2 separate regions of the Mus musculus genome follow, and region 1 is linked to region 2. A link is a contact called in ENCODE Hi-C or POLR2A ChIA-PET data. All regions are on one chromosome and are shown on one strand. The core of a region is the stretch at or near the end of the contact, and the rest is flanking DNA. Distances in the headings are between cores, read along the strand shown. Region 1 has its middle 7.7 kb from the start of Pecam1. Region 2 overlaps Pecam1 (platelet/endothelial cell adhesion molecule 1).

Evidence for each region. A loop is a pair of places that touch in the nucleus more often than their neighbours do. ChIA-PET counts read pairs that join two places held with the same protein, here RNA polymerase II (POLR2A).
Region 1: POLR2A ChIA-PET joins it to region 2 with 72 read pairs in embryonic stem cell. The contact joins two enhancer-like sites. A Hi-C loop is called at or near these places in 9 of 37 maps with a recorded cell type or tissue (adrenal gland, heart, left cerebral cortex and 1 more). POLR2A ChIA-PET finds 5 or more read pairs at or near these places in 5 of 5 experiments (Patski and embryonic stem cell).

Annotation. Positions count from the first base shown.
Region 1 is chr11:106,720,521-106,725,431 of GRCm38, reverse strand. It overlaps the pseudogene Gm51950. Among named protein-coding and RNA genes, the nearest start is that of Pecam1, 7.7 kb to the right of the region's middle. Within about 2 kb of position 2,476, at least 1 of the 3 ENCODE cell types and tissues checked has a DNase peak (open chromatin) inside an H3K27ac peak, as active enhancers do; it is heart, where a contact is called at or near this core.
Region 2 is chr11:106,672,686-106,677,557 of GRCm38, reverse strand. The region is part of intron 13 of Pecam1 (platelet/endothelial cell adhesion molecule 1); the gene reads left to right. Among named protein-coding and RNA genes, the nearest start is that of Pecam1, 40 kb to the left of the region's middle. Within about 2 kb of position 2,573, at least 3 of the 3 ENCODE cell types and tissues checked have a DNase peak (open chromatin) inside an H3K27ac peak, as active enhancers do; they include heart, where a contact is called at or near this core.

The sequences.
Region 1 (4,911 bases), core at 1,227-3,726, 48 kb before region 2:
TGGCTGAGGGACAAGCATAATAATTTTTCCCTTGAAACCTCTGTGAAAAACATTTAGCTGTTGAGGGGGCTTCACGCTCAGGAGAGCTCCTCCTCATGATTTCGGGTGCTCTACACAGTCAGAGAAACTTCTCTAGTAACGAACTATAGAAATGATCCCTGAAAGTATAGTCTTGGAGCTTTACATTCTTCTTTAAAAGGTTCACCTTAGGCTGTGCGGTGGTGGCGCACGCCTTTGATCCCAGCACTTGGGAGGCAGAGGCAGGCAGATTTCTGAGTTTGAGGCCAGCCTGGTCTACAGAGTGAGTTCTAGGATAGCCAGGGCTACACAGAGAAACCCTGTCTTGAAAAAAAAAAAGTTCACTTTAGCTAGGAGTAGCCGTGATGACGTCACAGTTGGCCATAAGAGACACGGTCGGTCTTTAAAACCGGAGGGGCCTTAGGGTATGTTTGGACTACCTCAGATAATAAGGCGCCCTGTCCAATAGTCCAAAAGTCTCCAAATAAAGGTGCTAGCAGGAATTAGGGGGCTCTCAGACACCCCAGGAATTAGATAAAAGTAAGCCAGAAAAGTTATTTTGGCCTGTAAGCCCTTAATCTTATCTTTAGCAGGTCTTTTATGGAGTTAACAAGGCCAGGTGGTTTTACTGTAACTGAAGCTTCGCTGTAAAATGTGCGCTGCAGAGGAAGTTACTCTGAGAGCAGTCAGGCAAACCAGGGGCTTCAGGCTCTGAGTTCGGATCCTCAGAACTTAGATAAAAGCTGGTGTGGGGTCTTTTTAAGGTCAGATCTGTTGCTCTGTATTGTAATGCTAAATTCTGTACCCAGAGGTCTAGACCCACAAGTGAATTCTCTCAAGGTTACAAGCTTTTGTTGTGCAAACCTTATTCCTTGATTTAAAACTACTGGTTAAATAAAATTGATTGCAGCCAATTACTGGAGGGATTAGAGGTAGGTGGGTTTTTTGAGTGACCTGGTTGTGGGGTGGAGGAGCAAGGGGAAGAGGAGAAACCTTGAGGTGGGAGAGGAGAAGGCACCTTGAGAGGAGAGGTACGGTGAGCGGTGAGCACGTGGCCGGGAGAAACAGCAGGTATTTGGGGAGCGCCGCTAGGGAGGTAGCCAGACCAGCAGATAGAAAAGTAGACCCTTCAGTAACTGTCAAGGCCAAATAAAAGAACCATAGCCTGAGTCTCATTTGTAAGCTAGTCAGGGATAAACATAAATTGGTTGTACCGCAGTGTCACCTGTTTGTAACCCCGGGAGCTTGTGAAGCAGAGACAGGCAAATCCCAGGGGGTTCACTAGCCAGACAAGGTAGCCAAAATGGCAAGCTTAGGGTTCAGTGAGAGATCCTGTCTCAGAACATAAGGGTGGAGAAAGTCATCCCGAAGTCAAGCTCTGGTCTCCACAAGTGCCTGTGCCGATGAGTCTTCCTGTGTGCAAACACTACATGCAGTGCACAGACACACACACTAGGCAGTATACTCTCCTGAGGAACCCTATTCTGGAGAAGTGTGTGGAAAACGAAGCCATGCCACAGCTGAACTATGTTTCAGAAGCATTCTGACGAAGGAAGGAGCTGGCGATGTTGCTCAGTTAATCCTATCATGAAAGATGCTCCACGCATGCGCGAAACCCCTAGCATGCACAGCGTCCTGCGTTCCATCCAAAACATCCTGCAAACTGGCGTGGCGGTTCACCCGTGCAATCTCAGCTCTTGTGGAGTCAGGAGGAACAGACCTTTAAAATCATCGTCCTCTCCATAGTGAGTTTGAGGCCAGCCTGGTTTACGAAAGGCACTGTCTTTAGATACCTAGGGGAACAAAAGAATTGTGTTTGTTTAAGTTTAGCCTGGGACAAGTCTCTGGTAGAGTGTCACTGAGGTCTCTTTATGCTTCTGTTGAGTAGTTTATTAATGAGGGTTCTGATGGTTCAGAGATTAGATTTGAGGATGACTTAAAGCCAGAAGGGAGAAAACAGAGATAGAATCAATTGTCAAAGAAATTCATTAGGAGCCAGGCACCACCACACTGGAAGTGCAGGCGGGAGGACCAGAAGATGCTCTGTAGTAGTCAGGACTAAGGAGAACCTGTGGAGATAAATACAGCAGCAACTGACTAAACAGGCAAAGAGCTGCCAAGGCAATGTCCTTAAGCAGATGCCATTGTCTTATCTAGTACAGAGGTGAAGGTGGAGAGAAAGAGACAGAGAGAACACGTGAGTGAGAGAAGGAACCTCCCTACTTTGGGCCTCCCCTCCCCCACACCCCACACCCCCCACCCCCCACCCCGCCCAGCAGGATCTCAGTCTGTAAGCTATGACTCAGCATGGAAAGATCTACCGATGAACCGACCTCCCACAAAGCTCTGGAGGACAGGGCAGTCTCTTTCCCGGGGCCCAGCCCAGAGCCACTCCATGTCCCATGGCTTCCTCCCTACACCTCTGGCTCCAGGCCTGTCCTGGAGAAACACCCTGGCCCCTCGAAGTCTCCAGCCTCACCCAGTGCTGTCTGACTTGAGAGAGAAATGCTATTGGGAAACAGATGACTTCAGCCCTGGGAAGGTCTGGTATTTCTGTGTAAAGGTATTCCGGAGTCAGGCTTCACCCCCAAGAGGTCCTGAGGACGGCTGATGTCAACCCAGGAAGTTCAGTTATTGTTGACTTTCAAATTAGTTGGCTTTTATAAGACAGGAGCTAGGAGCCATCTGTAATCACCCGCTGGCCCTTAATTGCCCATCTATAATGTGAATTGTGGTGCTCTCTGTGGGAGGCTGAGTTGTCCTAAAAATGTGAAGCCCCTATCCCCATCCTATGGGATGCTACCCTATGTGTATCGTGTGTCAGGGTTAGTCCCTTGGGCTACCATATGGAATACCATAGAGTTATTGAAAAGAGAAATGCTGGTGTGAGGGCCCAGAGATTGGTTAAGAATATTTGTTGCGGGGCTGGAGAGATGGCTCAGCTCTTTTTTTTTTTTTTTTTTTTTTCTCGAGACAGGGTTTCTCTGTGTAGCCCTGGCTGTCCTGGAACTCACTCTGTAGACCAGGCTGGCCTTGAACTCAGAAATCTGCCAGCCTCTGCCTCCCAAGTGCTGGGACTAAAGGCTTGCGCCACCATGCCCAGCTGATGGCTCAGCTCTTAAGAGCACCAACTGCTCTTCCTGAGGTCCTGAGTTCAATTCTTAGCAACTACATGGTGGCTCATGGCCATCTGTATTGGGATCTGATGCCCTTTTCTGAAGATAGTGACAGTGTACTCATATACATAAAATAAATAAATAAATCTTAAAAAAAATATTTTCTGCTTTTGCTGGGGACCCAGCCCCCACAGGGTAGCTCACAACTCCCTGGAGTTCTAATCTGGGGAATCCAATGCCTTCTTCTGGCTTCTTTCAGGCACAAGGCACATATGTGATATGCATTCTACACAAATGCAAAACACATATATGTAGTATAAAAATATATAAATCTTTTAAAAAGAAAAGAAGAAATGTTGAATGTGCTGGTGCACTTTTGGAGGTAGGGGTAGAAAAATCAGGAGTTCAAAGATATTTTAGTTACATGACAAGTTCAAGGCCAACTTGAGATAGATGAAACACCCTCCCCCCCCCCCCCCCCCCCCCCGTCTTAAAAACAAACAAACCAACACTCGGGGGCAGATGAATTGGTGCAAAACATTAAAATAAATAAATAAATAAATAAATATTAAAAAATAAAACAAAAAACCCCACTTCTACCTCTTCCCTTATTTTTAAAATTAATTTACTTTTATTTTATGTTTATTGGTGTTTAGCCTGGATGTGTGTCTGTGTGAGGGTATTGGAGAATTACAGACCAGGTGGTGGTGGTGCATGCCTTTAGTCCCAGCACTTGGGAGGCAGAGGCAGGAGGATTTCTGAGTTCAAGGCCAATCTGGTCTACAGAGTGAGTTCTAGGACAGCCAGGGCTACACAGAGAAACACTGTCTCAACAAAACAAAACAAAAAAAGAACTTGAGTTACATACAGTTGTGAGCTGCCATGTGGGTGCTGGAAATTGAGCCCAAGTCCTCTGGAAAAAGCAGCCAGTGCTTTTAAACACTGAGCCATCTCTCTTTTTCCTTTGGCCCCCTCCTCTTCTCCCCACACCCCATCATTGCCTGGCTGCCTTCACTTGTTTAAACCCTAATTTACAGTGGTTGTTTTTTTTTTTATTGTTGAGGCAGTGCCTCCCTCTGTAGCTCAGGCTAAGTTAGACGGAACTTATGCAGCCAAGGATGGCCTTGAGCACATGAAGGCCCTCCTGAGTCCCAGTGCTGGGTTTTAAGGTGTGCACCACCACTGCCTGGCTTTTTTTTTTTTTTTAAGACTTACTTAGCTTTAAAAAAAAAAATGTGTCTGAGTGTTTGCCTGGGTATATGTATACACAGCGTGTGCTCATGGAAGTCAGAAGAGAGCACGGGATCCCCTGGAACTGAAGTGACAGACAGTTGTGAGCCTCCATGTGGGTGCTGGGAACTAAACCTGGATCCTCTGCAGGAACAAGCACACTAACTGCAGAAGCATCTCTCCAGCCCCCGTCTTTTTAAGTAAGGCGTCCCCAAGACTTATTAAGAGAAGGTGAGATAAATGCTCAAAAGTGAGAAGAGTCCCAGGCAGCCATACCCCAGGCTCCTATATTTATTCTTGTGAAAATAAGAAGAAAAATCGTGTGTGTTAAAACATATGTGTGCACGTGTGCGCGCACAGCACACACACACACACATTGTAAAAGAGCCATCCGAAGAGGAGGCCAGAAGCCATTTGGAAGCAGGATACCCACCCTCTGAAGATGAACTTTGTTCCCCTGAACCCTCTGATTGCAGGGATAATTACAGTGCAATAGATTGCAATAGATAATTACAGTGTGTCTGAGCCTTCCAAGTGTGTCTGAGCC
Region 2 (4,872 bases), core at 1,324-3,823:
GGGGCTGAAGGTTGTAAGCAAGGCAGCTGCAAGGAAGACAGTTGATTAAGGGTGGGGCTGGTTAGAAAGACACAGGGAATGGAAAGGGTAGTTTTGGCAGGTCACAGCTAGCTAGCTCATTTAGTTTGGTCTGAAAGGGTTGCTGGGTGTGTGGTGCGTACCCACACTCAATCCCAAAGCATGGCTGTGTGACACAGGAGGACCAAGAGTTCAAGGCCATCCTGAGATACATGAGACCCTGTCTCAAAAGCATCAGAAAGGAGGCTCATGTGTCTGCAGAGACAGAAAGGATGGAGTTAGGAGGACAGGGTGATGCTGGAGCACATGGGGCCCCAAGGATTTCAGTCCTATTCTAAACGGATAAGGGAACATAAGGGAACATTTCTGGAGGCTTCAGGCTGGGCAATGGCTGGTTCTGAGCTCCTTCTTTAAAAAAAAATTCTTAGGGACTCTGGAGGAGTTCAGTGGATAGATAGGGAGGCCTTATCTTGTCAGTGTAAGGACTGGAGTGTGGGTCTCAAGAACCCACATAAATACTGAGTGAGTGTGATGGCCCTCCTGTAATTCCAGTATTCCTCAAAAAACAGACAGGGGCTTCCCAGGGCAAGCTGGCTAGCTAGACCAGCCATGTCCACATTCAGCCTCCATGAATATGGTGAAGAACTGTTGTTTGTATTGATACTAGATTTTTTTTTCCATACACTATATTCAGTTTTGTTTTGTTTTGGAGACAGGGTTTCTCTGTATAGCCCTGGCTGTCCTGGAATTCACTCTGTAGACCAGGCTGGCCTGGAACTCAGAAATCTGCCTGCCTCTGCCTCCCGAGTACTGGGATTAAAGGCGTGTGCCACCACCACCCGGCCATTCTCTCTCTCTCTCTCTCTCTCTCTCTCTCTCTCTCTCTTACTCTCTCTCTCTCTCTCTCTCATTAGAAAAAAAACAGGCATCCGTAAAAAATGAGGTAAAACACAATACAATAATGAACAAACCAGAATAGAGGAAATCAAAGAAAAGCTAAGGAATACACACACACACAGACACACAACCACACACACATACACGCAATCACACACACATGCATACATGCACACACAGAAGTCCCATAGAGTCACAAATCTGGGGAACTATTGAGAAAGATTCCCAGTCTTTCTCAGACCTCCATACATGTTAGTCCTCCCAAGACATACAACCACTGCACACATACCATACATACATACATACATACATACATACATACATACATACATATATACATACAAAAGCAAACTCAGGACCATCAAGGAAGTGGCCTGAAGAAGAACAAGACAGATGTGCTATCACTGTGCAAGAGATAGTGGGTGCCAGAAATGGATGGTGTCTAGGTGCACATCTGAGATCCATCACAGCTCGTGGCCAGGATTGGGGAGCCAGAGTCCCTATATTTCTTGCTGGAGTAGCTGCATGGACGGCTGTGGTGTTTGAGGATAAGATCCGGTTTGACTGGGTTAAGTCTAAGATGCCGGTGAGACACCCTAGAGTAGGAAGCTCAGGGGTCTGGAGCTCAGAGGCAAGCCAGGACAGATGAAACTGTAGAGTGATCAGTATCAGCTGTCACTGGTCCAGCCTGGGCTTCGACTGCATCCTGGGCTTGCCAACCCAGGTAACATCTTTCTTCTTCCTAGAGGTAAGGGAAGGTGCTAGCTTAAGGGTTGAATGGCAAGATCAGAGCCGGCTACACCATCCTTTCTGTTCTGGACTGCTGCATTCTACCGTGGTGGGGGAACACTGACAGCTCCAGGCACAGGGGACCAAATCCCTGCTCTCTTGTCTGTACAGAACATCCTCAAGTTGCCTGTCACCCCGGGCTCGGATACCAGGCTGAATCCATCCTCCCACAGTGGTCCAGGCCCAGGTCTGGGCAGGCAGCAGCCTGAGGGTTGTGCATGATACTTGTGTGGGAGCGCGTGCCTGTGCGCTGGGAGTTCCGAAAGCTGAAGAGGGAAGAAGGAAGCATCACTGGCCCTGGGAAAGGCTCCATTTCCCTTTTGTTGGGAGAGTGTCCTTGTATCTGGTGTTCTTTTGCTTTCTTGAGAGTGTGGAAGGATTGAATAGAGGAAGTGTGGCAGTTCCTAGAATAGGGTGGGACCGTGGCAATTGCCTCTGGCTTCCCTCGATAGATTCTGCAGCCGTCCCTTGCAGCCAAGCTATCAGTTACATTTCCCAGCTTGCACTAGTTGCCCAGTCAGGGCTCTGGGGAAGATTCTAGAACAAAGGTCGTTTGGGTGGCAAGGGGAACTTAAGAGGATACAAATTGTGTTTCCTCCTTGTTGAAGAAGGACAGTGAGGAACTCAGGTCTGGACCACTGGTGCTGGCCCCTTGTTCTCCCCCAAGCAGGGACAAGGGCATTGATTGCTAGGTGAAGAAAGAAGGGCTTTGTGGGTTCAAGGTCAATGATGACTAAATATGAGCTAGTGCCTGCCAGCCTGGTCCCCTGTTCTCAAGGTCTCTCATCCTACACAATTGGAGGAGGCTATGGGGACCGGGTCCAGATCTAACCCTGGCTGGCAGCTCACCAAGTGGTCACTGCGGATGGAGGAGGACGGGAAGGAACTCATTAAATCCCGATTTGCTGTCTGTTTGCTCCGAGGCTAATTGCTGGGAAAACCCCATGACGTTGGAGCCGTCTCTTTCTCTGTTAGCACAGAGAAAAACAGAAACCAAAATAGAGACCCATCAGGAAACGCCTCTGACAAGCAGAGACAAACAGCTCCTGGCCTGGGCTAGTCTTTAGCAGGCAGCTGCTGCCAAGGAGACATGAGAGGGGGAAGGGCAGTGAGCAGCTGCACCCTGCTCCTCCCCTACCCCCGCCCCCACCCCCTCTTACTGAGCTGGGCAAAACCAGGGGCAAGCATAGACCATGCAGCTCAGTCTAGAAGTGGAAAGCATCCCTTCCTGACTTGAGGTAGGCACAGCCTGAAGCCGCTGAGGTCCAGAGAATATCAAACTGTTGCCAAGGAGACCAGAGAGGTACCTGGAACAGTGGAGTTCACAAGATGTCCAGGCTAACCCCACCCATGTTTGGCTGCCCAGCCCACCCAGCCCTCACCTCACCCTCATCCCAATTCATGTCCCTTCTATCCTAGCTCCTTGTTAGGCTAGGGCAGAGGAAGGTCTAGACTTGCTTCTTATGGACGACATCTTATAGCAGTTATCACGCAGTTATTTTTAGCTGTGTGTGTGTGTGTGTGTGTGTGTGTGTGTGTTGTGTGTTAGGATACACCTGTCTCTGAGTACATGCAGAAGTCATGGACTCTAATTTATGTCAGGTGTCTAATTTATGCTCAGTCTCCCACTACCTTATTCTTTTGAGACAGTCTCCTGCTGATCCTGGATCTAGGCTGGCAGCCAGCCAACCCTAGCAGTCAGCCCTCTTACCTCTGCCCCTAACAATTGCTGGGGTTATAGGTGCCTACAGCTATGCCCCAGATTGTCTGGGATTTGGGTTCAGGATTCCAGCTCAGGTTCTTACGTTTGTGCAGCAAGTGCTCTTACCCACTGAGCCATCTCCCAGCCCTGTGGTATTTGTTTGTTTATTTGTTTGCTTGCACTGGGGCTTGAACCCAGAGCCTTGCACATGCTGAGCTGGTACTGTATCACTGAACCACATCTTCAGCTCATTAACATTCTTGGCACATCTGTCTTCCCTGAAGCCTAGAGCACCTGAAAGCTAGAACCGGATCTACATTTTCTTCTTTAGTGGTTGAGGTCACATAGGAGATGTGTACAGTCGTTAAATGGATCTCTTGGTGTGTAGAAGGCGTCTTGGAGACGCCTGGAGTTTCAGTCTCTGCTTGCATGGGATCCTGTTGTTTCTCAATAGTTCTCTTAGGCAGATGTCTTTACACTGGGGAACTGGGATCTCAGCTACTTTACTGACCTCCAACTCCTGCCTTGGGAAGTGACTTTAATTCCTTCTGCAACGCCTTCATCATTCTGGGTGCCCCAAGTTCTGCTGTGATGATGTGGACCACTCCTGGCCTTTCTCTGTCATACAGGATTTATACAGCCACCCACATCCAGTGTCTAATGAGAAACCTAGACTTTAGTCCCACAGCCTACCTACCAGTCCTGTGGCGTGCTCCTTATTACATAGACAGGAAATCTCAGGAAGGGGCTAACTGTGCCTCGACCTTCTGAAGTTCAAGGTCGGCAATGCTTCAGGGCCTGGGCTGATGCTTTTCCTTCATTACCTTGCAGACAATGCTAGGGATAGCCAAGACTGACTGGAAGACTATGCAAAGCCTGACTGGTGGGGTGGGGTGGAGCCTAAGCTGGGCCTTTGCTCTATAAGACCTTGGGAATCCACCAGGGCAGACAACTGTGGGAACAAAGAAAGCAAGCATGCTTTGGGTAAATGTCACCAAACTGCTCTGGGGTCACAAGAGCCCATGGAACAGCTCAGGGCACAGAAGATGCAAATATTGGGGGTATATATGCATATGGCTGTTGGGGTGATGCTGCAAGAGAAGGAACCGCGTCAGAAATGGAAGGGCTCAGAGGCCAGAGAAAGGAAGAGGTCACTGTAGGAGTGGCCTCACAGCAAAGTGAGAAAGTATCTTTGGTGTAGTTAGAATCCATGTGGGGCCCCAGGCATCTGCAATAAGGACAGCATGTGGCAGGACATCTCAGGCTCTCTGAGGGAGATAGGCAGAGGAGGGGGCTAGCCCAAACCCATCCAGCTGTGCAAGGAGACTTCCTGGTCTTCCCTGCAAGTATCAGAAACCTAGGATGTGTTCCGGTTTTGTCCTGCTTCCTCGGTGTCTCTAGATATACGTATGTCTGTATATACATGAGTGCATTCTCTGTGTGAGTCTGGATACTGTGTACAAGTA